Linked DNA regions of Homo sapiens: all the other regions are linked to region 4. A link is a loop called in an ENCODE intact Hi-C map of the cell type or tissue named here. Cell type or tissue: endothelial cell of umbilical vein. All regions are shown on one strand.

Evidence for each region. A loop is a pair of places that touch in the nucleus more often than their neighbours do. Peaks named below come from ENCODE experiments on the same cell type or tissue, not always from the same donor. Only the 100,000 strongest peaks of a DNase experiment are listed, where the experiment ranks them.
Region 1: it touches region 4 in a loop (9-fold over the local background); 3 of 110 quality-filtered maps call a loop at or near these places.
Region 2: a loop joins it to region 4, with 6 times the contacts of the local background. A loop is called at or near these places in 3 of 110 quality-filtered maps.
Region 3: a loop joins it to region 4, with 3 times the contacts of the local background. A loop is called at or near these places in 6 of 110 quality-filtered maps.

The regions. Positions count from the first base shown.
Region 1 is chr2:152,001,120-152,009,119 of GRCh38, forward strand. All of the region lies in intron 2 of CACNB4 (calcium voltage-gated channel auxiliary subunit beta 4), which reads right to left. Among named protein-coding and RNA genes, the nearest start is that of CACNB4, 94 kb to the right of the region's middle. RefSeq lists an enhancer at 1-258. In endothelial cell of umbilical vein, a CTCF peak has its summit at 3,798 (motif pointing left); a DNase peak (open chromatin) is centred at 3,692; H3K27me3 peaks cover 402 bases.
Region 2 is chr2:151,761,586-151,769,585 of GRCh38, forward strand. No RefSeq gene overlaps it. Among named protein-coding and RNA genes, the nearest start is that of NEB, 31 kb to the left of the region's middle. RefSeq lists a silencer at 5,432-5,491. In endothelial cell of umbilical vein, no CTCF peak of the experiment used is centred here; a DNase peak (open chromatin) is centred at 4,256.
Region 3 is chr2:151,804,695-151,812,694 of GRCh38, forward strand. ARL5A (ARF like GTPase 5A) reads right to left here. Exons shown (of 6, transcript NM_012097.4): 4 at 7,663-7,746; 5 at 2,127-2,278. Among named protein-coding and RNA genes, the nearest start is that of ARL5A, 20 kb to the right of the region's middle. In endothelial cell of umbilical vein, a CTCF peak has its summit at 3,840 (motif pointing left); no DNase peak of the experiment used is centred here.
Region 4 is chr2:151,633,916-151,641,915 of GRCh38, forward strand. NEB (nebulin) reads right to left here. Exons shown (of 182, transcript NM_001164508.2): 61 at 6,440-6,751; 62 at 5,942-6,145; 63 at 5,365-5,469; 64 at 2,312-2,419; 65 at 1-50. Among named protein-coding and RNA genes, the nearest start is that of NEB, 97 kb to the right of the region's middle. In endothelial cell of umbilical vein, no CTCF peak of the experiment used is centred here; DNase peaks (open chromatin) are centred at 3,936, 4,366 and 4,846; H3K27ac peaks cover 1,882 bases.

The sequences.
Region 1 (8,000 bases), 370 kb after region 4:
ACCAAAGGTCACGGTCAGTAAGTAGCAGTCAGGATTCAAACCTAGGAGGTCGGGATCAGAGCACATGGCCTTAACCACAGCCTCCTGCCTCTTGCCTCTCAACAAACTGGGCCTGGCCAAAGGCTGAGTGCCAAGGGGTGGTGGAAGGAGAGGGCAGCAAGAATGGGGCCTGAGACTCAGGCCCTGCCCTCTGGAAATTCACACTAAAGGCAGGGAGATGAAATGTGTATGTACCTGAATAAAACCACCATCTGGCAGGGTAGCGTCCATCAGTTAAAGAACGAGTCGGCCAGGCACGGTGGCGCATGCCTGTAATCCCAGCACTTTAGGAGGCCAAGACAGGTGGATCACCTGAGGTCAGGAGTTCGAGACCAGCCTGACCAACATGGTGAAACCCCATCTCTACTAAAAAAAAAAAAAAAAAAAAAAAAAAAAAATACAAAATTAGCCGGGCATGGTGGCACATGGCTATAATCCCAACTACTCAGGAGGCTGAGGCAGGAGAATCGCTTGAACCTGGGAGGCGGAGGTTGCAGTGAGCTGAGATCATGCCACTGCACTTCAGCCTGGGCAACAAGAGCAAAACTCTGTCTCGAAAGAAAAAAAAAAAAAAAGAGAATGAGTTTTACGGGTAACAAGTGCTTCCGGAGGATGATGTTTACATGAGTCTGGGATGTCAGGGAAGGAGCTTAGGAAAGCTGGCTCTTATGGGCTGTGGAATAGAATGTAAATAAGTGTAAATGGTCAGCAAGAGCTATCCTCATCAGGAGGATGCCAATGCAAAAATAGCAGGGAGGTGCGGGAGAGGTAGTCATTTTAGAAAGCTGGCTTCTGCCATTCTGCCAGCAAAAACCTAACTGTGCTAACAACGAGCATTTCTCCAAGGAGTGATCCACAGCACACCAAAGTCTTCACATGCCACACACCCCTACAAGAGGGACTGCTCACAACCTTTCCGTGTGTGCTTCAGGCATGATCATGGATATGAACAGCAATGCCGCACCTCCACGATCTGCAAGTCCCAGGAGATTTTAAAACAAAAGCCATCTCAGAGTTTCAGCAGTGGCTGACTTGCAGTACAGCAACATTTTTAAAGAGAAGAGGCTTTTTTTGTTCCTCTGTCCTCTTTCGTCCTCTTACTTGAAACACACACACACATACATATACACACACATGTGATGGCACTTCTTGATTCAATGAATTGGGAATATGATTTTTTTAGGAAGACAATTTTTTTAATACCAAATCATGTGGAGCTGATATAAATCAAAGATGTATCTGTGTGGGTCTTTCTCTGTTCATATATACAGCAAATACTGTCGAGGTTATACAGCGACCATGGCCTAAATAGCTGCAGTGGAAGATTTTGCAGATACTTCCCCAAAGCAAAATGTTATTGGAATCTATTCATTTTAATAAGAATTCTTCTGAGATCAAATATGCAACTTATCCAACTAACTAATTGTTGCCTTGGTCAAGTTAATTCACCTCTCTGAGACTTGGTTCTATCATCTATCAAATATATTTAACAATGTGTACCTTATACCACACAGAGTTGCTGTAAGAATTCAATGTAACCACATGTGATAGTGTGATTCAAATGTGCAGTATGGCTATTATCATTCACACCAAATAGATACAGCAGCATCAAAATGAGCTTGATACCATTCTATGTGGTGTTAGTGATGACCAAGGACTCAAAAGGAAGCATCTGTGGTTACATGCAATAAAGAGGTACTAGTGTTAGCAGGATTCCTATTTGAAATAACTTAGTATTTGCATTTTTGAGTTTAGCAGAAAGTCTCCATTTGAATTAATAAGGGTAGAAAATTTGAGAGCCCCAATTAGGTTCTGCATTTTTAAAATACATTCCATCAATGAACATCATGCAAAGCATGCTTTCCACTCCCAAGCAAATGAATTTCCATCTCCAGGGCCCATGGAAAATATAAAGTTTTGCCTGATACCATTTTCTTCCTGTAATTTAAAGACATTCATCTATACCATTTGCTTTATTATCCAGATTTTAAAAACATATCTCGGCCGGGCATGGTGCCTCACACCTGTAATCCCAGCACTTTGGGAGGCTGAGGCAGGCAGATTGCCTGAGGTCAGGAGTTCAAGACCAGTCTGGCCAATATGGTGAAACCCTGTCTCTATTAAAAATACAAAAAAAATTAGCCGGGCCTGGTGGCATGCACCTATAATCCCAGCTACTTGGGAGGCTGAGGCAGGGGAATTGCTTCAACCAGGGAGGTGGAGGTTGCAGTGAGCCAAGATTGTGCCACTGCACTCCAGCCTGGGCGACAGACCAAGATTCCATCTAAAAAAAAAAAAAAAATCTCTACAGCTGTTCTCATAACTTACACAGCCCCATTTTTCAAAACAGCTCTTGATGCGCTTATTATATTTTGACCTCCTCTCCAAAAGAAAGGAGACACATTTCAGTGAAAGCTTTAAGGTTTTTCTGCGGCAGTTCCCTCCTCCCCCTTCTCTGCTCTATTTTGGTATGGGTTACCTTTCACAGTGTTCTAGAGAAACCTCTCTTCGTTTTCCAGCCTCAAGGTAACTGGATAAAAATGTAATTCATCATTGTATTGACTATATTTAGATATACAGAATTCTTGAAATATTTACAGTAAAGAAGGAAGATTTTTAAGTTAGTTGAGGATGCTGGGATGGAGGAAAAGGAATATTTTAAAGAGAAATTAATAAAAAAAAAAACCTTACTTTAAAAAAAAACCAAACAAACATGGTCTCTGTCACCCAGGCTGGAGTGCAATGGTGCCATTAAGGCTCACTGCAGCCTTAAACTTCTGGGGTCAAGCAATCCTCTCACCTCTGCCTCCCAAGTACTCGGACCACAGGCACATGCCACCATGTCTGGTGACAGGATCTCGTTGTTACCCAGGCTGGTCTTGAACTCCTGGGCTCAAGTGATCCTCCTGCCTCAGTCTCCAAAAGCGCTGGGACTATAGGCATGAGCCACCGTGCCTGGTTGATTTGCTCAACTTTGACAAATCTTTGTAGGTACCTGAAGAACATGTACATTCCATAGCTATATCCTGAATAAGTAAGTCGGGTACCTGTGAGGAGGGCACCATACACCTTCCTTTATTTCCCTCTGAATGAACCCCTGGCAAACTCTCCTCTACCTACCCACTGCCCTGAGAGGTTCAGGCACTACCTAGTCCCTTCCAAGATCCTCCTCTCCTTTTCGATGTTCTGTGCAGAAGCCCCATTCCTGCCCTTCTGTGCAACTTAATTTAGCATATATTGGTCACACTTCTGCCCTGTGCAAGCCCCATGTTAAGGAAGGTCTTAGTTGAAAGCACTAGACCAATGTGCAAGAGCAGGTCCTGAGTTATTCAAAACTGGAAACAACCCCCGTGTCCCCCCTACTTTACATACATACACACACACACACACACACACACACACACACACACATGCTAACAACCAAAACCTCCTTCAGTCAATCCTGCCCCTCCTGCCTTCAGTGGAGTGGGCAGCTGATGCAGGAAGGAGTTGACTTATGAAATGACAGAGTCCCTTCTAGTTTTCCTGAAATTACAAAATCTACCAGCAGAATAGGGCTCCCGCAGCACCACTTAGCTGGGCTGGACAATGGGGATAGGGGAGGAGTCAGAGGCACTGTGGCAACCAGGTCACATCAGCATTCTTCAATAGGAAGACCATAAATATCAGTGGTTAAGCAGTTTTTCTGTTTCTTCAAGGCAGAGCCACAGCGGCGTTTCTTGTCTGTTTCTCTTTCTTAAGGAGCACTGGGTAGTGACATCTAGTGGTCCCTATTTAAATTACTCTTGGATGCAAATCAAAACCACAATGAGACACCATCTCACACCAGTCAGAATTGCTATTATTAAAAAGTCAAAAAATAACAGATGCTGGTGAGGTCGTGGCAAAAAAGAAATGCTTATAAACTGTTGGTGGGAATGCAAATTAGTTCAGCCCCTGTGGAAAGCACTTTGGAAATTTTGCAAAGAACTAAAAATAGAACTACCATTCAACCCAGCAGTTCCATTACTGGGTATCTACTCAAAGGAGAATGAATCTTTCTGCCATAAAGACACATGCATGTGTATGTTCATCGCAGTACTATTCACAGTAGCAAAGACATGGACTCAACCTACATGCCCATCAGTGGTGGATCAGACAAAGAAAACGTGGGACATATACATCAGGGAATACTAGGCAGTCATAAAAAGAACAAAATCAGGTTCTTTGCAGCAATGTGGATGCAGCAGGAGGCTGTCATCCTAAGAGAACTAATGCAGAAATGGAAAATCAAGAACTGAATGTTCTCACTTATAAGTGAGAGCTAAAATTTGGGGTCACACAGACATAAAGATGGGAACAAGAGACAATGGAGACTTCAAAAGGAGGGAGTGAGGGGGGCGGAAAAACTTCCTATTGGGTACTATGTTCATGATCTGGGTGAAGGGATCCATAGAAACACAAACCTCAGCACCACACAACCTCGTCCTTGGAACAAACCTGCACATGTATTTCTAAATCTACAATAAAAATGGAAACATTTCTTAAATTACTCTTGGACTACAGTGCCATGACAAAATAAATGAGAAACAGCTTTCAGGAAACTCAGAGTTAATTCTAAGTGCAAGTGCAACCACCACTGTGTCCCAGATTTCTGTCACAACCATTTCGGGCAAGTTACTTCCCCTTTCTGCACCTCCATTTCCTTATTTGTAAATAGGGATAACAATGGAACCAAGTACATGGGCTATTTGGAGGACTGAAGGAGATAATATATGCAAAATGCTCAGAACGGTGCCTGGCACATAGTCAGCATTCAACAATGTTCGCTATCATTAGTATTCTACTCCACCTGTCTTTGTCATACCATAAAAATCATTTTTTAAGTACTTAGTGAAAGTGCATCAATTTTTACCCATAATCTTCTAGTGCTATTGACACAGCCAGGAAGATATGCCTCATATACCATGTGGTCTTGCATATGCCCTCGACACCACTCTGCATGCCTTCAAAGGGCACAGCAACCTCACCATCAGAAGTTCAATGTCATCCAAGCCCATCAGTGGCCCACATTGCCCAGGATTTATGTTTGAGATCTGAATGTCTCAGGTGGGATGTGCTCTATTCAGCTTGCCACAGTCCATACTACTCCCTGTCACCTGGACTAAGCCACTTGTCTCACATTTGTTACCTGCTGGCCTCTGAAAACACTTGAGTTTGAGTTTGATGCCCCCGTTCCATATCTCTCTTTTTTCTTTTCTTTCTTTTTTTTTTTTTTTCTTTGAGATGGAGTCTCACTCTGTTGTCCAGGCTGGAGTGCAGTGATGCAGTCTCGGCTCACTGAAACCTCCGCCTCCTGGGTTCAAGCGATTCATGCCTCAGCCTCCCAAGTAGCTGGGACTACAGGTGTGAGCCACCACATCTGGCTAATTTTTGTACTTTTTAGTAGGGTTTTGACATGGTGGCCAGGCGGGTTTCAAACTCCTGACCTCAAGTGATCCACCTGCCTTGGCCTCCCAAAGTGCTGGGATTACAGGCATGAGACACCACGCCTGGCCCTATATCTCTTACTCTGGGATTGAAAGCCTTTCATTATCTGCCCTGGTAGTCACGTTTCATTCATACGAACCCTACATACCAACCATCGTCATGGCAGCTGAATATTTAAGTTCCCACCAGTTTCTGGATCTTTCCTTAGCCAGCTCCTATCTATCTAGAATACCTCCTATCCTCTTTCCACCCCAATCCTGCCTCTCCTCCAAGGTCCACCTTCAATTACACGGCTACCTTAGAAACTTCCCATTGACTAGTAGAGCCTTAAGTAATCTTCCCTTTCTCAGTTGTGTCATCTATAAAGCAGGGCTAATAAGTACCTGTTTCAGAGGGTTGCTGGAGATGAGCAATAAGTTAGATGAGTTAATAAGTACTTTGTGCCGGCAAGTCACACCTGGTCTGTCAATAAGGCCTTACTGTTACCATTTTATCCCTCTCCGCTGACAACTCTACCACCTATTGTATTTTTGTGTATGTGCCTTTTTTTTAACCATTTTTCAAATCATGGGAAAATATGCATAACAAAATGTAGCATTTTAACCATCCGTAAGTGTGCAGTTCAGTGATATTAACTACATTCAAATTGATGTGCAACCATCATCACTATCCATCTCTAGAACTTTTCCATCTTCCATTTCAACTTTTCAAAAAGAAACTCTGTACCCATTTAACACTAACTCTCCATTCTGTCCTCCCCCAAACCCTGGCAACCACTATTAGAATTTGTGTCTCTGAAGTTGACTACTCTAGATATTTCATATAAGTGGAACCATAAAACATTCTTCCTTTGGGGCCTGGCTTATTTCACTTAGCGTAATGTCTTCAAGGTTCACCTATGTTGCAGCACGAGTCAAACTTTTCCCTCATTTTCAAGGCTGGATAGTATTCTGTTGTATGTGTATCCTACATTTTCTTTAGCCATCCGTCTGTGGATGGACACTTGGGTTACTTCCACATTTTGGCTATTGTGAAGAATGCTGCTGTGAACACAGTTGTACAGATACCTGTTCAAATTCCTGCTTTCAGTCCTTATGGGCATATATTCAGAAGTGGAATTGCTGGATCATATGGTAATTCTACGTAATTTTTTTTTTTTTTTGAGACGGAGTCTCGCTCTGTCACCCAGGCTGGAGTGCAGTGGCACCATCTTGGCTTACTGCAACCTCCACCTCCCGGGTTCAAGTGGTTCTGCTGCTTCAGTCTCCTGAGCAGCTAGGATTACAGGCACCTGCCACCATGCCCAGCTAATTTTTGTATTTTTAGTAGAGACAGGGTTTCACCATGTTGGCCAGGCTGGTCTTGAACTCCTGGCCTCAAGTGATCTGCCCGCCTCAGCCTCCCAAAGTGCTGGGATTAGGTGCCAGCCACCATGCCCTGCCAATTCTACATAATTTTCTGAGGAACTCCTGTACTCTTTTCCACAGTGGCTGCACCATTTTACATTTCCACAAGCAATGCATAAGAGTTCCCATTTCTCCACATGCTTTCTAACACTTGTTCTTTTTTTTTTTAAGCCATCACAGTGGTGTGAACTGTCTACTGTCTATTGTCTTCATCTCCATTTTGCAATTTACTTTTACTCCCTTGCTTTGTTCAGTCTTCTTTCTTTTTCTTGAGATGAAGTCTCACTCTGTCGCCCAGGCTGGAGTGCAGTGGTGCAATCTCAGCTCAGTGCAACCTCCGCCTCCCGGGTTCAAGTGATTCTCTTGCCTCAGCCTCCCAAGTAGCTAAAATTACAGTCATGCACCACCACGCTCAGCTAATTTTTGTATTTTTAGTAGAGACAGGGTTTCACTGTCTCTACTAAATATGTTGGCCAGGCTGGTCTCGAACTCCTGGCCTCAAGTGATTCACCCACCTTGGCCTCCCAAAGTGCCGGGATTACAAGCATGAGCCACCATGCCCAGCCAGTCTTCTTTATTTTTCTGATAGAACCACGAACTTCCTGAAGGCAGAAACTGTGATATATAATTTATCTAACTCTTCTCTCATCTCCCACCTGGCCCCCTTGCTCTCACTGCCACTTAATATGGAGTCTGGCCCAAGTCTAGGGTCTTGATCCTCCAAGCATGATCTCTTGCAGCCTGGGTGCAGCGGGGAGCTTGTTGGGAATGCAAAATCTCAGGCCCTGCCCTGGAACTACTGAACAAGAATCTGCATTTTAACAAGATCTCCAGTGAAGCGCTGGGCAGCACTAGCACGGGGAAAGGCAACTTCCCTTGGTTCTGTCATTAAGTTCAGTGACCTCATCTGGTAAGTACTCTGCAAATGTTTGCTGACTGGAGGATTAATGAAGAAAATGAACAGCGCTTTTAACCACCACCATCAGGCCTTTATCAAAAATGTGAAAAAGGACCAGGCATGGTGGCTCACACCTTTAATCCCAGCACTTTGGGAGGCTGAGGTGGGAGGATCGCTTGAGCCCAGGA
Region 2 (8,000 bases), 130 kb after region 4:
CCACCAGAAGCTGGAAGAGACAGGAAGAATTCACCCCCAAGTTTCAGAAGGAGCCTGGCCCTTCTGACGCCTTGATTTCAGACTTCTAGCACCCAGAACTGCAAGACAATAAATGTCTATTGCTGCAGGCCACCCAGTTGGTGGTACTTTGTTACTTTGTTACACTGTCCCTAGGAAACTGATACAAACAGTTGTTTTTTCATTTGTTTTCACAGATTCAGGCATCTGTTAGAACAAGGTCCCTTGCATTGTATTATGTAACTCAGCATATAATAGTTGCTCAGTAAATGCATGTATGAATGAATGAATGGATCTCAAAGAGCCTCTGGGATTCACCTTGACTGCCTATTTACCTCCAGCCTCTAGCCCTTGAATACTGAACTGCTTCCCAACTTAACAGGAATGCAAAGGTTCCCAGGTGTGAAAAACCAAGGCAGCAGCAAATAGACCCAGAGGGTACTGGGGCATCTGAGACACTGAGTTGGCCACACAGCCTTGGCCTCAGATCTGCCCCTTACCTCTGAGCAGCCTTGAGCTACACACTTGGTCTTTTGGTCTTTTTCAGACTGAGTGTCACTGTGTTGTCCACGCTGGCCTTGAACTCCTGGGCTCAAGCTTCCCAAGTAGCTGGCGCTACAGGTACAAGCCACCATACCTGGTTTCTTTTCCATCTTTTATAAAGTAAGTCATAGACGATTGACTTGACTGGTTGATTTGCCTGGGAAACAATTCCTTGTAATTAAAGATGAGTATCACTTCAATGTTAAGTGCACATTTTGGGTGATAAAAGCTGTAACTCAGTGTTTCTGCTTCTCCATACACTACACACAAACACTTGTACATATACATATGTAGAGTGTGTGTATGGGTTTCTGATTTTGGTGTAAACACCATTTGATTTGATATACTATGATCTTTACAATTAGTCTAATGCAACTCTTACTGTATATGCAACCATTAGATTGAAAATATATTATTAAACATGTCAGCTATGGAAAGATGACATGTAACAAAAGGAAAAGAAATAGTAAAACAAAAATCAACTCATTAAAGCATATGTGTTTTCAGAAGTATTGGACATTTACAATTCTTCAAAATGTGTAACTTCAAACATATCCAATTTATGCCTCACTAGAAAAAGTTGTATTTTGTTATTTATCCTTAGATGGAAATAGGTTAATTTCTAACAAAGAACCATCGTGACTTAGAACTGGCACCCCCAGTCAACCACAGACAGTTGCTGGGAGGATCAGATGGGAAAGAGAATGACTATGTGCTCACCATCTGTTTCCCATATTGCCTGAGAGAAGATCCAGATAATCTGAGTTTTCAGGGCAGCTAGCCTTCACATCAGTTGCCAGAAAGAGAAATGCTTCCTGCCACTTCTAAACTGACCACACTACCATAAGTATACCTCACGTTCAGTGGTCAGAATCTCCATTGCCTGCTGTGATTTGAATAATACGATGCCAAAAAATCTAGAGAACTATGACCCATCTAGATTGTACACTTTTGGGTACAAGTGTTTTAGATGTGACACTTGGTTACTCTGGGGCCTTTCTCTCTGAATTTACACAGGCCTGTCTACCTGCCAAGCAGTGTGGATTTCAGTAGCTTGCCAGAGGGTTAGCCAGACTGGGGTTTAAATTGGGGGCATGTTGCTTAAAATCAGATATTGGCATAGACCTGACATGAACATACTTTTGTAAACATTTAAAAATAATCTTGCCTAGAGGTTTTCTGACCATGGTCTTTAAAGCCCTTGTGGTTGTACGGAGTTCACTTGGGGTTACTCCAGTGGAAGCTTACTGTAGAATTGCTCTATTTCCCGCCCCTCTCTTTTTACGTATCGCGATTTTTCTCTTGAAAGGCAAAGCAGAACTTGGTTTCTAAAATTTTAATGCATGATAGCAGGCATTCGGTAGTTATTGAATGGCCTAAAATATTAAAAATATATGTACTTCGTGAATTTTGGATTAGCAGATGCTAAATAATGTCACTGCTTATGAAAGTGGACCAGACGAAAAGGCCTAGTCACTGAAAGCTGTGTGAATGGTATACAGGTATTCAGGTATACCTTCCTCTTGACACGGTCTTGTGGGTATTTCACACAGCATGGACTGTACCCCCTGGGAAAGAAAGAGGAAACCAAGTGAAGAGAACTCAGAGGTCTTGAGGTCTCTTCATGACCTTTAACTGCTCCTTGTAAATAGGGAAACCAAACACACATGCAATCAAACAACTCCCCAAGCCCATGTGGCTGAAGCCACAAGGCCCAGCTGCCATGAGGGGGTGGGTGATCTGGGTCCATATGTTATTATTCCCATCACCACCAGCTCTGGTGGAGCCCCTCTCTGAGACCCGTCCTCAACACTGCCTAGAGACAAGACACATCACAGGCAGCATCTCCCTTCTGTTGTAGCCAGGCTGAGACCACAGAGAGGTATGGCGGCCCACCTCACTGGGCACTAGGGGAAACCTGCAAGGCCTGAAGTTCTCAAGTTTCCCTCTGTTTGCTGGCCAAATGGGCTCCTCACCTTGTAGTCATGGCTATTTTGCAATTTTCAAAAATCAAGTAAAAGTAGCACTTTTACTAAGCAATTCTTATGCAAATGCACACACATACATGCACACACACACACACACAACCAGGAGATATAATCAATGCAAATGATACCTGCAGGCATGTGAAACGAGCTTGTGCTGGAGACATTGGGTAGACCAGCAAGTATGACTCTGCCCCACAAATCAAAGCATTTTTCCAGCAAATATTTATTAAGTGCCAACTATGTGCTAGGAACCATTTGCAGTGCTACGGATACAGTGATGACTAAAATAGACGACTTCCTGTGCCTCCTGTGCTTACATCCTAATGAAGGAGATAGACGATATGCACACAGACAGATAAATATTCTTACAGGAGGGACAAGCTATCTGGGAGAGCCAGAGAGACCCCAAGAAGGAGAAGTTGGAGCACGGTCCTCAATGAAATGAGAGGGAGCCAAGTGCATGACTGAGGGAGACCCTTCTGGACCAAGGAAACAGCAAATACAAAGGCCCTAGGGAGGAATGTGCTATTCAAGTAAAAGAGAAACCAAGGAGGCTGGGAGAGAACGATGGGAGAAGATGGGCAGGAGACAGCTAGGAATACCACCTGGATCAAATCTTACTGGCCCTTATGATACTTTTGAAGGTTTTGAGTCAGGGAGTGGCATCTATGTGCAGTGTGGTCCACATGGATAAATCTTGAAAAGGGCATTTATCTGTACTGCTGAGGATTGGGCAGTGTCTTTGGTTGAGTATTTAGGGATGGCCAGAGGGCCACTTTTGCTTACAGAAAGCAAGTTCAAGCTCAAGTCTCAGACATTATGGAGCTAATTAGGGAGTGGGCATCACTCTGTCCACATTTCTGTCCTCCCTCCTGCTCCCCATCCTCTGGGACTCACCCTCCACTCCAGGCTTCTAGGGAAGGTGAGCTGTGAGAAAAGACAAAACAAAAGCCAGTTAATTCGAGTCTTTCAACTTGGCCCAAGTTTAGGTAATGGAGGGGCTGATGCTGATTGGAGGTCTGGGAAGTAGCTGAGCAATGTGGGTCTTTTGTGTTTGCTCTTTGCTTTCTTTAGATTCATTTATCCAGCCCCAGCCTTGCTCTTTTATTTGCTTATTTTTTTATTTTATTGCTTCTTTATTTTTGAGCCTTTGAACTCACCCTTCTGGAAAATAGGTTCCCACTTGTACCAGCCCACCCTGTCCACGCCACACCTCTGCCACCTCAGGAAAAACCTGAGGCCAGGAGAGTTGTGATTCTCTTCTTTGATTTCAAAAGGTTTCATGGAAAAAAATGGCTTTGGGAGATAATACAGGAACACTTGATGCACAACACATAATCATTCAGCCTTGCAAATACTTTAAAAGTTAGCTGAGAGACAAATCATAGGCATTGACATCAATTCTCTCTGTGTTCTAACTCCAGGAGAAAATACAAGGGAAAAGGGAAAAGTGGAGGAAATAGGGCTTATCTCCTTCTTCTAAATAGTGACTTCAGAGCTTGGAAATACAAGATGAACTGGAATGCATGCCCTTTCCTGCCTCTTTCCGCTGCCATCAACTCCACATGCTCTCCAAGAAGCCCTGCCAGACCCTCTCCATCCTTCCCTCCTCCTCACCCCAACCTCCGGGTTCCACCCTTCAGTGTCAAAACCACCACCACCACCACCACAGAGTGGGGAAGGAGATGGGAGGAGCAGTGTTTTAACCTGCTGCACATGGACTGAAATACAGCTCTGAAGGCGGAAATAAAAACAAAGCCCTCCCATTAGAATGAAATCCAATCTCCTTGCCTCAGGCCCACTTCCTGCCCCTCCGTGCTCAGGCCACACTCTGGACTCACTGCCTCAAGTGCTTAAGCTCCCTGCTCAAACAGCGCCTGCCCATCGCTCTCCACGCCCCTGCCTCGCTGTATTGCCGTATTGCCTGCATGCTGCTCATCACCTCTACCTTCCGTTGTAGAGCTGTCTATCTGGGTGTGACCTGACCTCTCCCAGGGGGAACGGGCTGCTAAGAGTTGGGACTGCAGGGGCTTGTTTCATGCTGTGAATTAGTTCCTGGCATGCAGAAGGTACACACAAAAACAAATGAGAACAGAAGTTTGAGTAGCATAATACACTAGAAATTACTTCTTATTTATGGTATTCATTTTAGACATGGAGAAAATGAGGCCTAGAAAGGTTAGAGTGGCTTCCCCAAAGCCACATGACCAGGGAGCAGTGGGGTCAGGCCTAGAAGTCCAGGGGTCCTGATTCTTCCAGACTGGTGTTCATCCAAACACCCCACCCTCACCCACAGTGGCCTTTGGTGTGTTCTCTCTGTGTCTCTCTCATGCACACACACACACACACACACACTCCTTCTAATGGGCCACAAGGGAAATCTCAAGTAAATGATATTCAGTAGTAGTTTCCTGCCCCAACATTCAAAATTTGAGCCAAGAGAGAAAGGAAGTTGAGAGCTACTAAGTAAACATTTAAAGCCTACAAGGCAGAGATCTTCTCCAAATTTGACAGATAAAGCACTGGGCCTTGAAGAAGCAGAGAAGGTAAGAGGCTTTGCTCAGTAGCTCCACCAACAAGCTGCGTTGCTGACTCAGAGCCCTTTGTCATAACAGCACTGCTGGGCCCCTCATTAGACTGCCTGCACCAAGGCTGAGGTCTCCTGTTGGTTGTCCCCATCTCTGGTGGATGCCCTTGTGACTGCATGACCTACAGTCTCTCAAGTTCTTAACAAGCCACATCGGCTTTGGGGCAGCAGCCCTACCTTTGATTCAGAGCTTAGGGTGTGTGCCTTCGAGGCTGAGAGGAGTGTGCAGGCATAGCTGGCACTTTCTAGAATGACAGCTCATCTGCCTGCCCACCCCCCCGTGAAGGTGCCAGGGACTGAGATAACCCAAAGGCACTCACCCTCCCAGGAGTACCTCTCATCCTCCCCTGTGCATTAGCTCCTAGGGTCAGTGGATGCTCCCAGCTAGAGATTACTGGGCAAAGCCACCTTTAAAATGAACAAACTTGCACATATAGTTCCCCCAGCTACTCAGGAGGCTGACGCAGGAGGATCACTTGAACCCAGGAGTTGGAGTCCAGCATGGGCAACATGGCAGGTGAGACCCCCATCTCTAAAAAACAAAAAAGAAAAGAAAAATCAATGAGCCCAGCTAGCACTTAGCAAGTGTGGGCATAAACATGCATGTTCAATGTTCAAGCACCAGAGGACACACACGAACACCCCTCACAGTTTTATTTTAGGTCAGAAGTAGGCAACCTTAGAGTTGGAACTTGGAAACAGGCATATGTTAGTGTCATACAGAGGACAGATGAGACAGAATCTGAGGGCCTCCACAGGGCAGAATGAGGCTTAAGAGAGTTCCAGGGAAGTTAATACAGAGAAAGACTTCCTAACAACTAGAGCTGCCTGAAAAAGCAGCAGCCTGTCTGGCACGGCAGTGGCTGCTGTGGCTCAAAGGGTATGGAACATGAATGCACAGCCCCTGAGTAGAAACGCTGAGGGGACTTCAGCCTCCAGGATCCTTCCAACACTAAGACTCTGAGACATCTTGAAATAGTTCACTTACTGCTGTCTGGTGTCAAATCATCATTTCCTAAAGTCACTATGACTCATGGTTCCTGAGGACAACTTTTGTCCCCATATCCCAGAGGTATTCACTTTGAAGTTTTAAGAAAGAAGACAAACTTGTAAGCAGGGAGTTTGTGTTTGGCTGTCAGTGATAACTTACAGATATTTCTCATCTCCCTCTCCCTGTGATATATTTTAAAAGTATATTACTATAGGGAGTATACTTGGAGGAAACTGTCAAAACGTCTTCAAAACCCAAGGAGTTAAAATTGATGTCCTGCTTTCAGAAACAGCCAGGTAAATCCTTCCATTGACTAAAACTCTCTGCTCAGCACCCTCACTCAACTGTCTGGGAGCAATAAGGAGGACTTGCTAATCCTCTTCAAGGAGCAGAGAAATATTTGCCATTACACTTGTGAGCCTGCCATGTGACCCTGGGAAAGCTGCTTAGCTTCTCTGAGCCTCAGTTTCCTCATGTGAAATGTGGAGGTTAGACTAGTGCCTACTGTACAGAGTTACTGGTAGCATTAAATTAAATAATGCATGGAATGCACTTACACTATCAGACACACAATAAATACTAAAAAAAGAGGTTAGCTACCGTTATTATTAACATCATCAGCATCATCCTTATTAGAAATTACTACTGTAAAGAGAGTACAGTACTTATGAATACAACCAGGTCTCTATTCTGGATTTGCCACTCGTAGCATTAGAATAGCACAAACATGTCAGGTTCATCAATGTTTTTCTTGTTGTGCCTGGGATGTCATCCAGGCTGGCACAGGGTGCATGATACTAAGATAAAACACTTCTGAGACAGGTGACATTGCCTACTCTTGCTACCCAAAGTGTGGTCGATAGACCTGCAGCATTGGCCTCACCTGAGAGCTTGCTAGAAAATCAGCCTTGAAGGCTGGGCACAGTGACTCACCCGTGTAATCCCAGCACTTTGGGAGGCTGAGGCAGGAGGATACCTTGTGCCCAAGAATTTGAAGCCAGCCTGACCAATATGGCAAGACCCCGTCTCTAGAAAAAATTTTAAAAAATTAACTGAGTGTGGGTGACATGTTCCTATAGTCCCAGCTACTTGCGGGTACTGAGATAGGAGGATTGCTTAAGTCCAGGGGGTCGAGGTTGCAGTGAGGTATGATCATGCCACTGCACTTCAGCCTGGGCAACAGAGTAATACCCTGATGAAAAAAAGAAAACCAGCTTGGGGAACAACCCTACCTTTGATTCAGAGCTGAGGGTGAGTGTGGGGGAGGGAATAGAAGGGGAGTTGTATAGAGTTGCTCCCTGTGTATTTTTTTAACTGAGCATTAGAGATATTGTTTCCCTTTAAAATGGTCCAACCCCCAACTCCCCACTCAGCCAAACACTCTCATCAACTTGGTATATTCTAGGTGCTCTTGGGCAGTGAAAGACTGTCTTTCTAATAGCATGTGATGAGCCAAAGTAAAATGGATGACTTACTAGATAGAGGAAGCTCATTTTAGAGTTTTAGACCAGTGAAAGGATTTACCTGGCTATTTCTGAAAGCAGGACATCAATTTTAACTCCGGGGTTTAGAGGATGTTCTGACAGTGCCATTCAAGTACACTACCTATACTGATGTGCTTTATAAATATATCACAGGGAAAGAGAGATGAGAAATATATGTGAGTTCTCATTGACAGCCAAACATAAACTCATATTTAAATGAACCACAAAAGCATCTCTGTATTGTGGCCTTCAGAAAATTAGCTGAACATTCCTCCAACATCTGCCACAATGTCTGACATATAATAGTTGCCCAAAATATAACTGATATATTAATTTTTAAATTGTAGCATTTTTTAGTCTCTAAAGAATTAAAGTAATTTATTCTAAAA
Region 3 (8,000 bases), 170 kb after region 4:
CATTCTCTTAATTAATCTTTACAACACTGAGATCAGAATCCTTCCAATGTTACAGAGGAAACCCAGGGTTGGCAATGTTAGCAAATGGGAAAAGTAGGAGTCAAATGAAGCCACACACTGAAGTTTGTGATCTCCAATCCACTGAATCAAAACGCTAATCAATACTAAAACCAATAATTTAGATCAAGGTAGCTGAACTATAAAAGAAAAACAGAACATTTCTCTCAAAACCAAACTCATCTATTATTTTCCTATTTTTAAAACAAAATTGCTTTACCTCTTTTTAAAATGAAATTGAGTTAATATCTATACTAATGATACATTTTCCATACAATTATCAAAGTATATAAATTAAATCTTATGTCAATCCTAGATGACGTGTCTTTATTGACAAATATTATAAATCCATGCTTTTGCTTGACAAAGATATATATATTAGACTATTTGACAAAGAAATACTTAACATATTTTTACTTAAATGAATACATGGATAATTGGTATTATCTGTGATTTTTTTAATGAACAGTTTTTTTTTAATTAAAAAACCTTTTTTAAGGTTCTAATTATGCTCTTCCAAATGTCAGTAACAGTGCCTTCTATTAAGATTTGCCTTCAATAATTCGTTATATTTGGTTCACCCTTCATCGTGGTCTTGAAAGGAAAACAATTTCTCCCACTTCAGCTAATTCATCTATACCCCATGCTTTTGTCCTTTCCTAACACCTCAAGAACCTCAACCCCAAACTTAAGACTTCTATTTAGAATTCACCGCTTATTTCTCTTTTCCTCTGCTTTTAAATGCAATCATGCATCATTTAATGACAGGGATACATTCTGAGAAATGTGTCAGGTGATTTCATCATTGTGTGAACATCAGAGTGTACTTACACAAACCTAGATGGTATAGCCTAGTATGCACCTAGGCTCTGTGCCATACAACCTGTTGCTCCCAGGCTACACACCTATACAGCATGTTACTGTACTAAATTCTGTAGGTAACCATAACCCAATAGTAAGAACTTTTGTACTGAAACATATCTAAAAATAGAACAGTTATTGTAAACATATAGTATTTTAATTTTATAGGACCACTGTCATATATGTGGTCTATCACTGACCAAAACATCATTATAGGGTGCATGACTATATATACAGATGCACCATATTTTGGAAAAACAGCAACAAAAATTGTACTTTAGTTTGGTCCTCCTTTTAGCTTTTTATCCTATTTCCAACCTCCTCTATTTTATCTTTCCTTCCTCTTCTTGCCACACTCTAGAGTTTACAAAGCTATTTTTGCTTCCTAAAATCTACCTCCTCTTTAAACTACACTTACCTCATGCCCACTTTCTCAATGCACAGAATTTGTTCTGACAAACTGGTTGAATGTACTCATTTGTTGTTAATTGAATGGCATCCTCTCCATCTTCCTGGTCCTTGACCTTAGATTTGACAATGCTGACCACACCACTTCCTTCTTGAAATACTTTCATCTCTGGGTGCTAGACAGGGCAAACTTCTACTATAGGCACACACTTCTCTTCCAACATCTATCATTCCAGAACCAAGGACCATCATTGCTACACTCTCTCCAATTCCCCCAATCCTTCTTTTGTTTAAGTGCATCAGTTCCAACAGTAAATAAACCCAAAGTAGTCTCAGACATGAATTCTCTTTGATTTGAGCTTCTTTATGCAGAAAATATCACTTAAAAACAATTACTCTGTAGGACTGTTATGGGGATTAAATGAAGCACTATATGGAAAACACTCCAGACATAGGACATGCTCGGCACATGTCAGGTCTTCAGTTCCACTATCATCGTAAAATGTATTTCCTAACTTCTCCAGCTCTCACTGATACTCCCATTTCTCTGAGCTCCTATAGCAATTATAACAGCTACATGCTTCCATGTTCAGTAGGTTTATGTGTATTATGTTTATATTGTTTTACTATTTACAGAACCACCCTAAAAAGTCTCTGATTATAGACATGAACTACAGCTTACGTCTGTCCCTTACGATGTTTTATACACAATAGCCTTAAATATTTAGGAGTTTAAAGAAGATATACATGTTACTAAGCAAAATAAATGTTCGATAACATTTAAGAGGAAGATGTCTTACCCCTCGCCAGTTAGAGCACAGCATGCCTGGATATGCCACTGGTGATCTTTAATAGAAGTTAGCTTCAAAAACTGGGAGATTTCTGCTACAGTCATGCATTCTTTAACATCTTGTTTATTAGCAAAAATCAGCAATCCAGCTTTTCTTAGGTCCTATTAAAGCAAATAAAACTGTAAAGGCCAATACATTTTCCACATATTTTTCAACTTCATTAACAGAATCTTTTTCACAATCTTAGTAAACAAGAATTTCTCAACTATGTGACATAAAAGCATCTCAGTGCCTAGGCTGATAACACATTTTTTATACTTGTATGTGTTTACATATTTCTTATAGTCTCAGACAACAATTTTTTATGGTCCTAAGTGCTGTATTTAACAGTCATGTTTCCCAGTATATACACCACCCACCCCCTAAATCCAAAATTAGGCTTAAATGGCTAAGAACTACCTTTTAGCCTAATACTTGAGAGCTCTCCAAAATTTTATCTTGCCTATACTTTTCTGCTTTACCTCACATCACTCCTATATAAGTACTCTGCTGTAATTAGCAACCTATCCTACTGCTCTCTAAACAGTTTTGGGCACTGCCATCTCTATGTTGTTCAAATCATTTCTCTTGCATGTATTTCCTTCCCTCCAACCTCCTAAACCAGCCTTTCCCAATCAGGATTCCACAAGAGAATTAAGCTCCAAAGAAAACGATGAGTGACTACATTGCAAATCTCCCAATAATGTACACAGCTAGTACCTTCTAGCTGCATAGGAAATAAATGAATTCATTACAATGTATGCCTTAAAACCTTAGGGCTTAATTCTCAGTTGAAGTTCTATCCTAAACCAATCCTATTCACCCTAATTTCTGTCATTGTATATGAAGATTTCTTAGATTTGAATATGTAATACAGCCATCTTGGAGTGGCATTAAACTTATCAAGTTTCCCCAATTAGAAGTTCTATCACTTCAATGCTATGACTCAGAGGCAAGTTCTTTAAGCTTTCTGAATTTGTTCCTCATATCTTTTACTGAGTATCTGATCTGAGCAAGACACCTACTGCATTAACCCTTTTCCGAATGTAATTGTGCACACTCCAAATAACTGGTATAATGTTTTACTCACTAAACAGGCCAAAAGTTCTTAGTCTCTTCCTGCCCCACTCCTCTCTACCTGCCAGTTTTAAAGCCAGGGACTTCCTTGATAATCTGTTCAAAATCACAGATCTTTCCCCCCAAAACACACATATGCATATACACAAAATTTTTTTAAGTTTATGTACAATTTGAGGGTGTTAATAAATAGCCTAAATTCCCTACATGGATACTGGGCCAAGAATCCATGAAGGATGTACTCAATTAGCAAGTGAAACCCTCATAAAATTCTGCCTGTTACATATTAAGAGATATAAAATTAAGGTTTTGGTGCCACACTTGCAAGTTTTCACAACTGTTGAATGGCATTTGTCTTCTTAGGGATTTTACTGAGATATTTTGGTTTCAATAATGTATGTGTTTGAATAAATAAAATCTTCAGCAGATACAAAATGACTTTTGTTAGAATACAGTTTTGATGATTCTTTCTGATGCAAATAAAAACATTAGTAGTATATTTGTATTTCTTATTTGGTTAAAGGAGTTATGTAAAATATTTATATAACAATCAAGACTGACTTTAATTACAGTGCCCTCTGCAGGATGGCAGCTATTAATGCTACCACAGTTTATATAGTTATCTCATTAAGTATGGTCAGAAAGGAATACTGCTACAATGTTTGCAATTTTAAGATTTCATGTTCAACTAGTTTCACCTATATTTCAGTTCACCTGCCTATATCAAAGGCAAAAAACTTGAAGAGATAAAGTATAACTTGTATACATATAGTCATTATCAAGGATATACAGTAAATATTTTTTCTTTTCTCCTAAACAGAAAATGAAACCATTCATCAGCCAGGTGTGGTGGCTCACACCTGTAATCCCAGCACTTTGGAAGGCCGAGGTGGGTGGATCTCTTGAAGCCAGGAGTTTGAAACCAGCCTGGCCAACAGGGCGAAACCCCGTTTCAACTGAAAATATAAAAATCAGCAAGGTGTAGTGGTGCACACCTGTACTCTCAGCTACTTGGGAGGCTGAGGGATGAGAATAGCTTGAACCCAAGAGGTGGAGGTTGCAGCGAGCAAAGATAGCGCCACTGCACTCCAGCCTGGGCAACAGAGTGAAACTCTGTCTCAAAAAAACACAAAGAAACCATTATCAATAGTTGTTATGTGGCTGAGTCAATAAGTAGATGGACTTTCCATGGGATTTAATTCCTAACTTCCTATCTTCTCAGTTTCAGTACATCTTGCTAGTGTGTGCTGAAGTCTTATATAGGTCAAGTTTGCTAATGTTGACATGTTGAAGGAACAACCTTCTGACAAATACTTGGCACAAGTTAGGACACACGGTTTATATTATTATAAGTAATCTGTATTCACTCTTAATGATGAAATTATTTGTAGAAGCCCCTGAACTGAAAATTGAAAAACACAAAAAACAAAGCCATTTAATAAAAGGTCTCCAAATATCTTAAATCAGTTTTTCTAGATCTAAAAGGTTCAAACTTTAATTTAGAGTTCTTGACTTCTAAGAAGTTATTTTATCAATTTTTACATATTTAGAAAGAGAAGAAAATCTTCATTTGCTTTTTATTATATAACCTCAAAACCAAATATGTATATATTAGAACAGTAGAAAATAGATATATTAAATTAAGGCTGTTCATCAACGTGACTTAACAAGAGGTCAAAGTATAAGGTGAACAACGGTGATCTTTTGTACATAAACCATTTCAAACACTTTAAAACCACTTCTGCTACAAATTTCTAGTCTAAGATATATTTTAGTTTTATCAAGGAGATGAATAACAGCAATTGCAAGACACATTTACTTAGCATCTTCTATATACCATATATAGTTGTCAATTTGTTTCTTAAAACTTCATTTGGGGACTGGGCGCTCACGCCTGTAATCCCAGCACTTTGGGAGGCTGAGGCGGGCAGATCACCTGAGGTCAGGAGTTCGAGACCAGCCTGGCCAACATGGTAAAACCCCGTCTCTACTAAAAATATAAAAAAATTAGCTGGCGTGGTGGTGGGCGCCTGTAATCTCAGCTACTCTGGAGGCTGAGGCAGGAGAATTGCTTGAACCCAGAAGATGGAGGTTGCAGTGAGCCGATACGGTGCCACTGCACTCCAGCCTGGGCAACAGAGTAAGACTCTGTATCAAAACAACAACAACAAAAAAAAAAACTTCATTTGTGAAGGTAACTCCTAGAAGTTGAGTCATTCTGAATAAAATTTCAGACTTTGGTGTTTGGAACCATTTTAAAATTAATGAGTTCTAAAGTTGTATACTTCATTTATGATAAAACTTTGAAAATTATTTTAAAATTTTTACAGTTTTGTATTTTGTAATAATGTAAAGAGTCATTATCAGTGATGACAATAAGATTTTGTTGATTTATGTAGTATGTAAGAAACATCCAACTAACATCATGTCTACATTTATTTTTCACTCACACATTCTCACTCTTTGATCCATTTGTCTCTCTGCAGAATTTTGCCTGTTTGGCTCTTCTTGACCCTACTGAGTACCTTGCTCAAACTCCCAACTTCATCTGTAATTCCTTTCTTCTCTGGTCATCTCCTCATTCAGTCTCCTTTCACTTTCCAACTAGGCCCTACTTAGGTCTTCTTTTTACTTCTGCTAATAAAGAGTCTGAATGAGAATACTCAAGTTCAAAACCTGGCTCTTAAAAAGCTAGTCAAGTCACATAACCTTTCTGGGCCCCAGTGTAGTCACCCATAACAGATAACGTTAAGTGACCTATGTAAGTTAATGCCCCCAGCTAGTAAAAATCAAAGACTTTGAACCCTACTACTGGGCTCTTCATATAGTGATCCTGCTGCATATTGGCCAATTAGAGTAAAAATCAGATAGGGAGACTACCTGTCAACAAAGTAAAAGATATAGTCCAGAGACAAATAACATTTGTATCAGTTTTTCTTTTTCCAAAGTCTTCATAAAACCACCCTTTGGAATAAACTGAAAAATGCTGCATTTTTGCAAAATAGGAATTTGAAAAGAAAAAAAAACAAACAAAAAAAAGCCTTTGTCTTCTGCCTCTTTTACGGCTTATTGCTTGTATCCCAACTAGCAATGAATCTGGCGAATGAACACAGAATGGCAAGACGTATTTCTGTAAATCTCCAGGAGGTTTAAACACAGCTGCTGGAATTAGAGTCCAAAATAGGAAAAGGTGCATCTTGGTGGTCATAAGGAAATGAGGAACCTCAATTTACAAAACTACTTTACTAGCTTAGGTTCCCTAAAGCCCTGAAAGGTTGCCTGAAATACACAAAATTCTTAAAGCAAATCTCAAAAGCAAATCATCAAATCAATAACAAAATTAACATAAAACTTCACTACAAAGATATCCGTGTTTTCCTAAGCTTTGCAAAAAATTCCACTGAAATAAAAAACTCTATATATCTAAATATTAACTTTTCTATTCCTATCTATAAATGAGTTGAGAAAGTAGCATCTGCAATAAGATATCCAAAAATAATCAATTTTACTAAATACTATATAAACAGTATAATGTTATAGTTATCAAGTTGACTATATTATTCAGTTTTTTAAATTTATGTTACCGTAATATTTTTCTATTTAAAAAATTTTAATTTTTAAATCTATTTTTATTTCTACTTATTTATTTTTAATTTTATTTTTTGAGACAAGGTCTCACTCTGTCACTCAGGCTGAAGTGCAGTGGCAAGAACAGCTCACTGTAGCCTTGACCTCCTGGGCTCAAGCGATCTACTCGCCTCAGTCTCACGAGTAGCTGGGACTACAGGTGCATGCCACCACACCTGGCTAATTTTGTTTATTTTTCGTAGAGACAGGGTCTTGCCATGTTGCTCAGCTGGTCTTGAACTCTTGGGCTCAAGCGATCCCCCCACCTCAGTCTCCTAAAGTGCTGTGATTACAGGAGTGAGCCACTGTGCCTGGCAGGTTATTTTTCAAGGACTAAGAAAATGTGGCTAGTCATCTAGTTTTGTTTAGTCAAAGGGACAATATCAGAGAAACCTAACAGCAATTACATTTAAATATTAGTCTGCTGAGTAACAATCAAGAATTGCTAAGCACCCAGGTACTTTAAAATCTCATTTCCAATGATAATCCTCTGTATAATTAATCTATTCAAAATGCAAAATGAAAGCCACTTATAGAAATTACTTTTGCCCAGGAAAATTGTGAAACCAAATGTACCTAGGATAAGTGAAATAAAGTTCTGCAACTTACTCCATAATCTTTCTGCTGCTTCTGGATACACTTCCAAACTGGGAGATGTCAGAGTAATTGAGCAGTGTGGCCCGCAAATAACTAATTATTTTTAAAAATTTGAAATTGATAGCACCCTCATGAGAAACTAGAAAACAAAGTATCGATTCCCATACCCTTCCCCATATCTAATGTAAAAAGACTACTTACTTACCTCATGCGCTAACATTTTATAGAGTTCTTCTCTAGTTACAGAAATCCTCTCTCTGTCTGTACTGTCCACAACAACTATTACAAACTAAAATAATTACAAAAAAATTATTAGTGATTATACAATTTGGTATCTGTAAAATTTATAATGTGTTTATTTGACATACAGGCTATTAATATCAAGAAATTGGAATCTTATGGTATTGTTGGAAAATCAGAGCTACCTATACATTGTGAAGCCAAAAGGTCTGATCGATTTTAATATATTTACTAATTTTTAAGAGAAAAGAGAATATGATATTAACATTCTAACTAATATATATAACGCATGTCTGTTTTCTA
Region 4 (8,000 bases):
GCTCCAATATGGTGGCCAAGTTGCTTGCAGTAACCATCTTTATATTTGTACTAAAATGAAAATGCACAAATCAGGTTTTTATTGTAACCCCTTAGAGGCCACAAGTCTGTGCAAAATCAACTTGCTTACATCATACTTCAACTGACTTTTGTTAACAAGTACTAACTCAAGCCAGTATCCTGGCTTTCATCCTGGAAGCCCTTACAGAGGTAGAAAAATAGATGGAATTCATGTAATTGTAGTATATACCCCAAATCACCTACAGCCTGGTACTAAGGGATACCTCTGAAAACAAGAAGTGCATATGTGGGGAAAAGGTCACCTGTGGAAGTCAGGGAGAGAACATTTGAACCAGGGAACCTGTAGAATTGGATTCTATACACTAAAAGCATGTCAGGAAGAGGGTGCACTTGGTAGAATGGTGTCTTTGATAAACAGTAAAATGAGGCTGGGCACGGTGGCTCATGCCTGTAATCCCAGCACTTTGGGAGGCTAAGGCAGGTGGATCATGAGGTCAGGAGATCAAGACCATCCTGGCTAATATGGTGAAACCTCGTCTCTACTAAAAATAAAAAAATAAGCCGGGCGTGGTGGCGGGCGCCTGTAGTCCCAGCTACTTGGGAGGCTGAGGCAGGAGAATGGCATGAACCCAGGAGGCAGAGCTTGCAGTGACCCAAAATTACGCCACTGCACTCCAGCCTGGGTGACAGCAAGACTCCATCTCAAAAAAATAAAATAAAATAAAATAAAAACAGTAAAATGAGTGACTGATTCCTGTAAGGATCACCTGTAGTAGCAACCGAGGAGAATTTATTATTATTATTATTATTTTACTAGATTCATGCATTCAATGGCAGTGGCAAGCTTTTGGCATCATTTTGAAAACTGATTGTACTTGTAAAACTGACATAGCAACCCAACTGGTTAGATTATGCTCTTAATAAGGTCATGGGTTCTAGCCTCACATGTATCAACAATGTTTTTATTATTCATGTCCAATGACTTCATTCTGGAATCTAAGCCAGTTATCCAAAATACATGCTTCTAGTCTCAAAGACAACTGACCGAGAAAGTGTAGGTGAGTCAGCAAGAGACAATATGGTACAGTGGAAAGGAATGAGATTGTTCAGAGTCCCAACTCCCCCACTCACTAGGAGTTTGATTTGAGGCAAGTTGCTTAAACAATCCTCAAAATGGGGATAATGATAATATCTACATCCTAGGGCAATTATGAAGAGTAAGTGAGACAATGCATATAAAGCTCTTAGCAAAGAGTTCTCAATACTTCTTGGTTATTATTATGTCATTATTTATTATTATTGGCATAAGTCCATTTGCTGGGAGGGTCCAACATACATAAAGTTGAGTCACTAACATAAGATTCCAATATAAAGGACAGCAAGTGGGCCTTGATTTTTAGAGCCGTCATTTGTTCCTCAAGAATCCCTGAGGCACCAGAAAAGGATGACAGTTTTGCTCTGGGAGACGTGCTAAATGGCTAGGAGCTATTGCTAAGAGTGTGACCTCACGCTTGTAAAACCAGCACTTTGGGAGCCTGAGGCAAGTGGATCACCTGAGGTCAAGAATTTGGGACCAGCCTGGCCAACATGGTGAAAACCCATCTCTACTAAAAATACAAAAAATTATGGGCGTGGTGGTGAGTGCCTGTAATCCCAGCTACTCGGGAGGCTGAGGCAGGAGAATCGCTTGACCCCAGGGGGCAGAGGTTGCAGTGAGCTGAGATCAGGCCATTGCACTCCAGCCTGGGCAACAAGAGCAAAACTCTGTCTCCAAAAAAAAAAAAAAAAAAAGAGTGTAACCTTAGGTCAGCAGTCACCTCTGGTACTGATCAACTGCCTTCTTTTCATAAGGGCAAATTTCAATAGCAAGCACCGCATGTGTTTTAAAATACTATCTATTCAAATGTTACATAAAGCCAGGCCCTGAATCTCACTGGCAGAACCTAAGTTTATGAGTTATATCTTCTATAAGCTTTTCTATAAGCCGGTGATAATTCTTACATAAGCATCTCCAAGCCTGCAGCTTCACTCTAACAGGGTCCACATGAATGAATCTTTCTCTATTTTTGGTTGACCAGTTTTCACAGAAGACGCTGTGTCCTGTAGGTTACAGATCCCTCTTATAAACATCAAGATTTTCATTTCCCTTAAAACTGAGGTTTTGAAAAATCCTACACAAATATATCAGGATATATTTTCAAAGGTCCAGGAAAAGTTCTTTTCTAAGATTTAGTTCAGTGAAAATGCCACATTAGATTGATCACATACTCAGAATGGAATTGACAACTCACGTCACTGATGATGTCCCTGGAGGCCTTGGCCGCCACGATGGGGATGGCGTCGCTTCGCAAGTCATAGCCTTTCTTCTTTGCTTCTTCATTAGCAAGTTTGTACAGACTCTAAATTTGGGGGAAAAAAAATCAGATGCTGACATTTATATCTAAAAACTGACAGAGGACTAAGACAATTCACTAAGTTCTCCACAGACAGTGCCTATAATAATCTTTCTTTTGAGAGTTCTAAGCCTTCTGCATGTTTGTTGAAGTGAAGACTCAAAAATGAGGCTAGGTGTGGTGGCTCACACCTGTAATCCCAGCACTTTGGGAGGCAGAGGCGGGTGGATCACCTGAGGTCAGGAGTTCGAGACCAGCATGGCCAACATGGTGAAACCCCATCTCTACTAAATATAAAAAAAATTAGCTGGGTGTGGTGGTGCATGCCTGCAATCCCAGTTACTTGGGAGACTGAGGCAGGAGAATTACTTGAACCTGGGAGGCGGAAGTTGCAGTGAGCTGAGATTGTGCCAATGCACTCCAGCCTGGGCAACAAGAGTGAAACTCCATCTCAAAAAACAAAACAAAACAAAAAAAAAAGATACCCATAAAGCCCAATGCACCTTTATTTTTTACTTTAAAAATTATGTTGAATTAAGTATATATACATATTACAGGTTGTTTTAAAAAATTTTAGTTAAAACAATAAATCCAGTTTAAAAATTACAGGAAAAATTAAGCTGAAACTCATAGTTCTAGCATGGTAAAATGTGGGTGGGAGGGAAAGGCTTAACTGTTGATCATGGCAATCAATTCAACTCACATTTATTCTGCCCTGACCCTGTGTCTCTGACTGTGCGGGGTACTTGGGAATCAAAGATGAGGTTGAGACCCCTCTCAACCTAAAGGTTCCTGGGAGAACTGATGGAGAGACTGATAACCTGTGGAAGCAACTGCTGAAAAGTCAAACCACACTAATAATGAAGAGCTCCAGGAAGGAGTCATTTATTCTGAACTGAGAATCAGGGAAGTTCTTGAAGATGGGGTGACCTTTGAGTTAGACTTTGAGCAGAGTTTCAGTAGACTAAGGTGGCATCAAGTGCAGAGGAAATCACGTGAATCAAGGCACCACTGTGGAGGGGAAGCGGAGGGGTGTTGAAGGAAGTGGGTGAGGCCCCAGGGAGGAGTTCACAGGAGAGGGCTGAGAATAGCCCAGAGTTGGACTGTGAACGCCTCATTCTAAGAAGTTGGTGTTTAATTCTACAGAAAATAGGAAAGCAGCCAAAAAGTTCTCTTCTTTTTAACATCAGAGGGGAGCGCCCATGGCAGCGTCCCAGTCTGGGTGGGTGGAATAGGGGGTTGCGGGCAAAATGGGGAAGGGCACCTGGGCCTCCTGGGACTGGCAGCCGAGTAGCCGCACTAACACATCTCTGAGCTTTTTCAGCAAAGACAGAGTTGAGAAATCCAGAAATGCTGACTAGCTAGACACAGGGGGAGCCCTTTGTTTCCTGAAATTCTTGCACATGTAATGCATGGTTTCCTGTAACAGGACCTATATTATAGGTTTGGCTAATAATTCAGTCCTTTCTGACAGGGGAGTAAGACTTGATGTTTTTAGTTTTTGGTGACAATTAAAAGCTAGCTATACAAGCACTAAAATTACAGTCTCACTTCCAAAATAATTACTTAAGATGGTGGCAATTCCATCTAAATTCTCTAAATTATGCTCTGTGTGTTGATTTATGCTGCCAAATAAACAATATTTTCCTTGCTGGTGGCACAAAGCCAGGTGAAATAACTAACACATCAGCTGACAGAATCTTAGATTCACAAAAATCTCCACAGGCTTATACCCACAGGCTCAGTCTAAGAAGAAGAAATTACAGAGATAAATGCCAATCTTTGAACAGAGATAAATTACCAAACGCATAAATGCAGGATGGAAGAAACCTAACTTTAGTCCACATAAGATGTCTTAGAGTTTAAGTTGGTCTCAAGTTCTGTGTGCACCAGCAGTGACAGCTGCCAATGTATCCTGGGAGCACAGGATGCAGAATAGAGGTCATATGTCCAGAAGAGGAAATACGATAGTTAAGTGTATTCTACATCAGTCATTCCCCACTCATAGTATTTTGCTCAGTTCTGAGAGTCACATTTTACTAGTGATGTCATGTGAGGAATGCCCCGCAGCTTGGGATATTGGATTTGAAGGTGAACCTGGGGTGAAGGTGGCAGGGGAGGCACCCTGGTGCTGCTCTCCATCTCTGGGGGTTGGCACAGATTTGTTCTGTGCAGCTTCAGAGGACTATGTGAGTTTACAGAGAGAAATGTTGTGACTCAATACATCAGAAGCTTTCTCATAAATTTTCCAGAACGAATGGACTGATTTATGAGATCAGCTCCTTGTCACTGGGAACCCTTAAGCAAAGGCAGGTCAAAAACCTATTTGTGGGGAGGGGTACCTTTGCACTAGGGTGGAGGCTTGACTCTCTGCCTAAGCCTCTATGATTCTGGAATGATGGCACGTGGCCCTGTGCACACTGAAAGTGAAAGGAAATGGGCTTGCTAATATTTACACTGACAGATATTTCTCTCTCTCTGTGTGTGTGTGTGTGTGTGTGTGTGTGTGTGGGTTACCTGGTAGTACTGTGGATTTTAGTTCTTGCCTTTAATCTTATATACTAAAAATCTTAAATTTGGATCCTAAACCACACTTAGGAACAATATATGGAAAATATATTTACTACAGTTATGCTTTAGCATAAAGGGGAGATACATGTATAGGTCAATTGCTAATATCCTAACTTCAAAAAAATAATAAAAGAAAATGGTCTACATAATCTCATGGTTACAGCTTAAATAATTAGTTCATGTCATTTGTATTTCCTAAATGATAATTCATATTGCATAAAGTTTGACATTTATGATGGTGATTGAGAAATGCAAGAGTTGTTATTCACATGAAACATGAAAAAGATTCTTTCTAAAGCTGTCATTTGGTATCATGTCATCATAGAGTAGATCAACTGAAATAAGCAGCAGTGTGCAAATGTCAAAGAATCTGCTCTCACCTCACTGTAGTTGATTTTGTTCATTCTTGCCAACATAATTTCTGGTGTGTCTGGCATTATGTGGATCTGAGTCTTGTCTTTGTCCCAGGCTTCTGTGTATAAACGCTATCAAAAAAAATACACAAATTCATCAGGAAAAAAGTTCTGTGTATAGTTAATAGGAATTTTAGGGCCACAAAAACTTTATAAAAAAAAAGAAAAGGTTATGTGTTTTATACACATTATGTGTTTTATGCACATCTTCGGGTAATAAGTTCATAAAGGAATGTGTATTTATAAATGCCTTCTAATAATCTGAAATGTATGTTAACAAAAGGAAAATGAGAATAAGCATATTTTATGCAGACTATTTTTTGATAAAATATGCTACTTTATCAAAATCATGAAACAATGACTAAATATCAAAATATACATGATATATATCAGTTATTAATAGATAGATGAGAAGCCAATAGATACATAGACAGATAGATAGATGCCTTTTATTACTCAATGTTCTTTCTTTCCTCATTAATGTTTCTTTTTTGTTGATTCAGCTTTAGGAGCCCCACTTCGATTCTTAATTTTGAAGTCTCACCTTGTTCATAGTGATGGCATTATTTTTGGCCAACACTTGTTCCAGAGAGTCAGTCACACTGGTAAATTTGAATCTGTCTGGAGGCTGGCGATAGATTTTATCACTCAAAATTTCAGTTGCCCTTTTGCATTTTTCCACATCCAAAGAGCCAATGGACACCCAGCCAATGCCTCTCATCCACTGGAGATCAGACTTGTACATATTCTGTTGACACAAATAGCCAATAAATATTTATCTCTGTATCAGCAATGCATTTTCATCTGAAGGATAAGAGATCAAGTAAAAGCACTCTCAAAATTTAGTTTGGTGGACGGGCCAGGTATCACACAATATTCCTCTTTGGTCTGAAGGGTTAAAGGATTAAAATTCCTGTCGATAAAGGCAATGCTATTTGCCTCCTCCAGGGGCTGGTGAGCTTGTGCCATATATTGCCATTTTCTCCAAGGGGTGTTAAATAATTTCCCACCTCTGCACGTTATTATGACTCTCAGTACTCACATCGCTCTGGAGGTCATAGGCCTGCCGAGCATGGATGACGTCGCTCTGGTCGGGCAGGCATGTCCACTGGTGCAGGTAGTTCTTGTAGTCCACATCGCTGACTAAGGTCTGGCACTTCTTGGCCAGCACCACCCCCAGCATGTCCACTGGGCTGCTGAACTTGGTCTTCCACTTCTCAAAGTCCTTCTTGTACTCCCTGTCACTCTGGATCTTGGCCACGTGCATGGACCACATCATCTTGGGGTCATCACGTATAGCTCGGGCACCAATGTGGTGGCCGAGCTGCTTACGATAGCCTTCTTTGTACTTGAACTAAAAGAAGAAAAAGACAGATAGTCATCTGTTTTAACTTTTAGTAAAAAGCAATCACTAAGCCTAACTTGCTCTATTTATTAAAAAAAAAATTTTCCCTGAATATGTAAATTATATGATAGATGTAGAAACAATTTAGAAAATAAATATAGCACATATCATCACATATGAAATATATATCTTATATAAAATATATACCATATAGATAGGCATTACTTTAATACATTCTTTAATGTGAAAGTCATTCTGTTAGAATTTAGAATTTGTTTTTAAAATATTTAATTTTTAGATGTATAAATTTCAGGAGATTATGCTGCAATGACAATGACAATAAAAATGAAATTCTCCTGCATGGGTTTTATATGCTCAATGATCCAAAATTTCATTGAGTATCTACTATGTGTCAGGCACAATTCTAGATAAGTACCGCAGATTCAATAAAAATTATCTTTGCCTGCAAAGAATGTCTGTATATTTATACACACAGAAAAAAAAGAAAAATTAAGATGTAATTCTGCCACTAAAATAATTTGTTATGATTCGTGTGTGAGAATATAATTAGAAGTCATATTGTATATGGGTTTGTGCCTGCTCTTTTCAGTTATTATATAAGCATTTCTATGTGTCATTAAATAGTCTTTGCACACATGACTGTTTTTTTTGTTTTGTTTTGTTTTGTATTTTAGAAAGCATCTCTCTCTGTTGCCCAGGTTGGAGTGCAGTGGTACAATCATGTCTCACTGCAACCTCCAACTCTTGGGCTGAAGTGATCCTCCCACCTCAGCTTCTGAGTAGCTAGCACTACAGGCATGCGCCATCACACCTGGCTAATTTTTAAGTTTTTTGTAGAGATAGTGCCTTGCTATGTTGACCAGGCTGGTCTCAAACTCCTGCCCTTAAGTGATCCTCCCGCCTTGACCTCCCAAAGCACTGGGATTACAGGTGTGAGCCATGGTGCCTGACCTATACACATGATTTTTAATGACAGGTAGGTATTTCATTATATGGTATTTAACCCTTCTGTGATTGTCATTTATTCTTAAATTATGATTACTTCCCATATTTTGGAAATAAAGAAAAAAATCTAGAGTTTTTTTTATTCATAGACAAAAGAAATGGAAAGATAAAAATTTTTAGAAATGTGAGCAAATCCTTTATTTATTATACTTTAAGTTCTAGGGTACATGTGCACAACGTGCAGGTTTGTTACATATGTATATATGTGCCATGTTGGTGTGCTGCACCCATT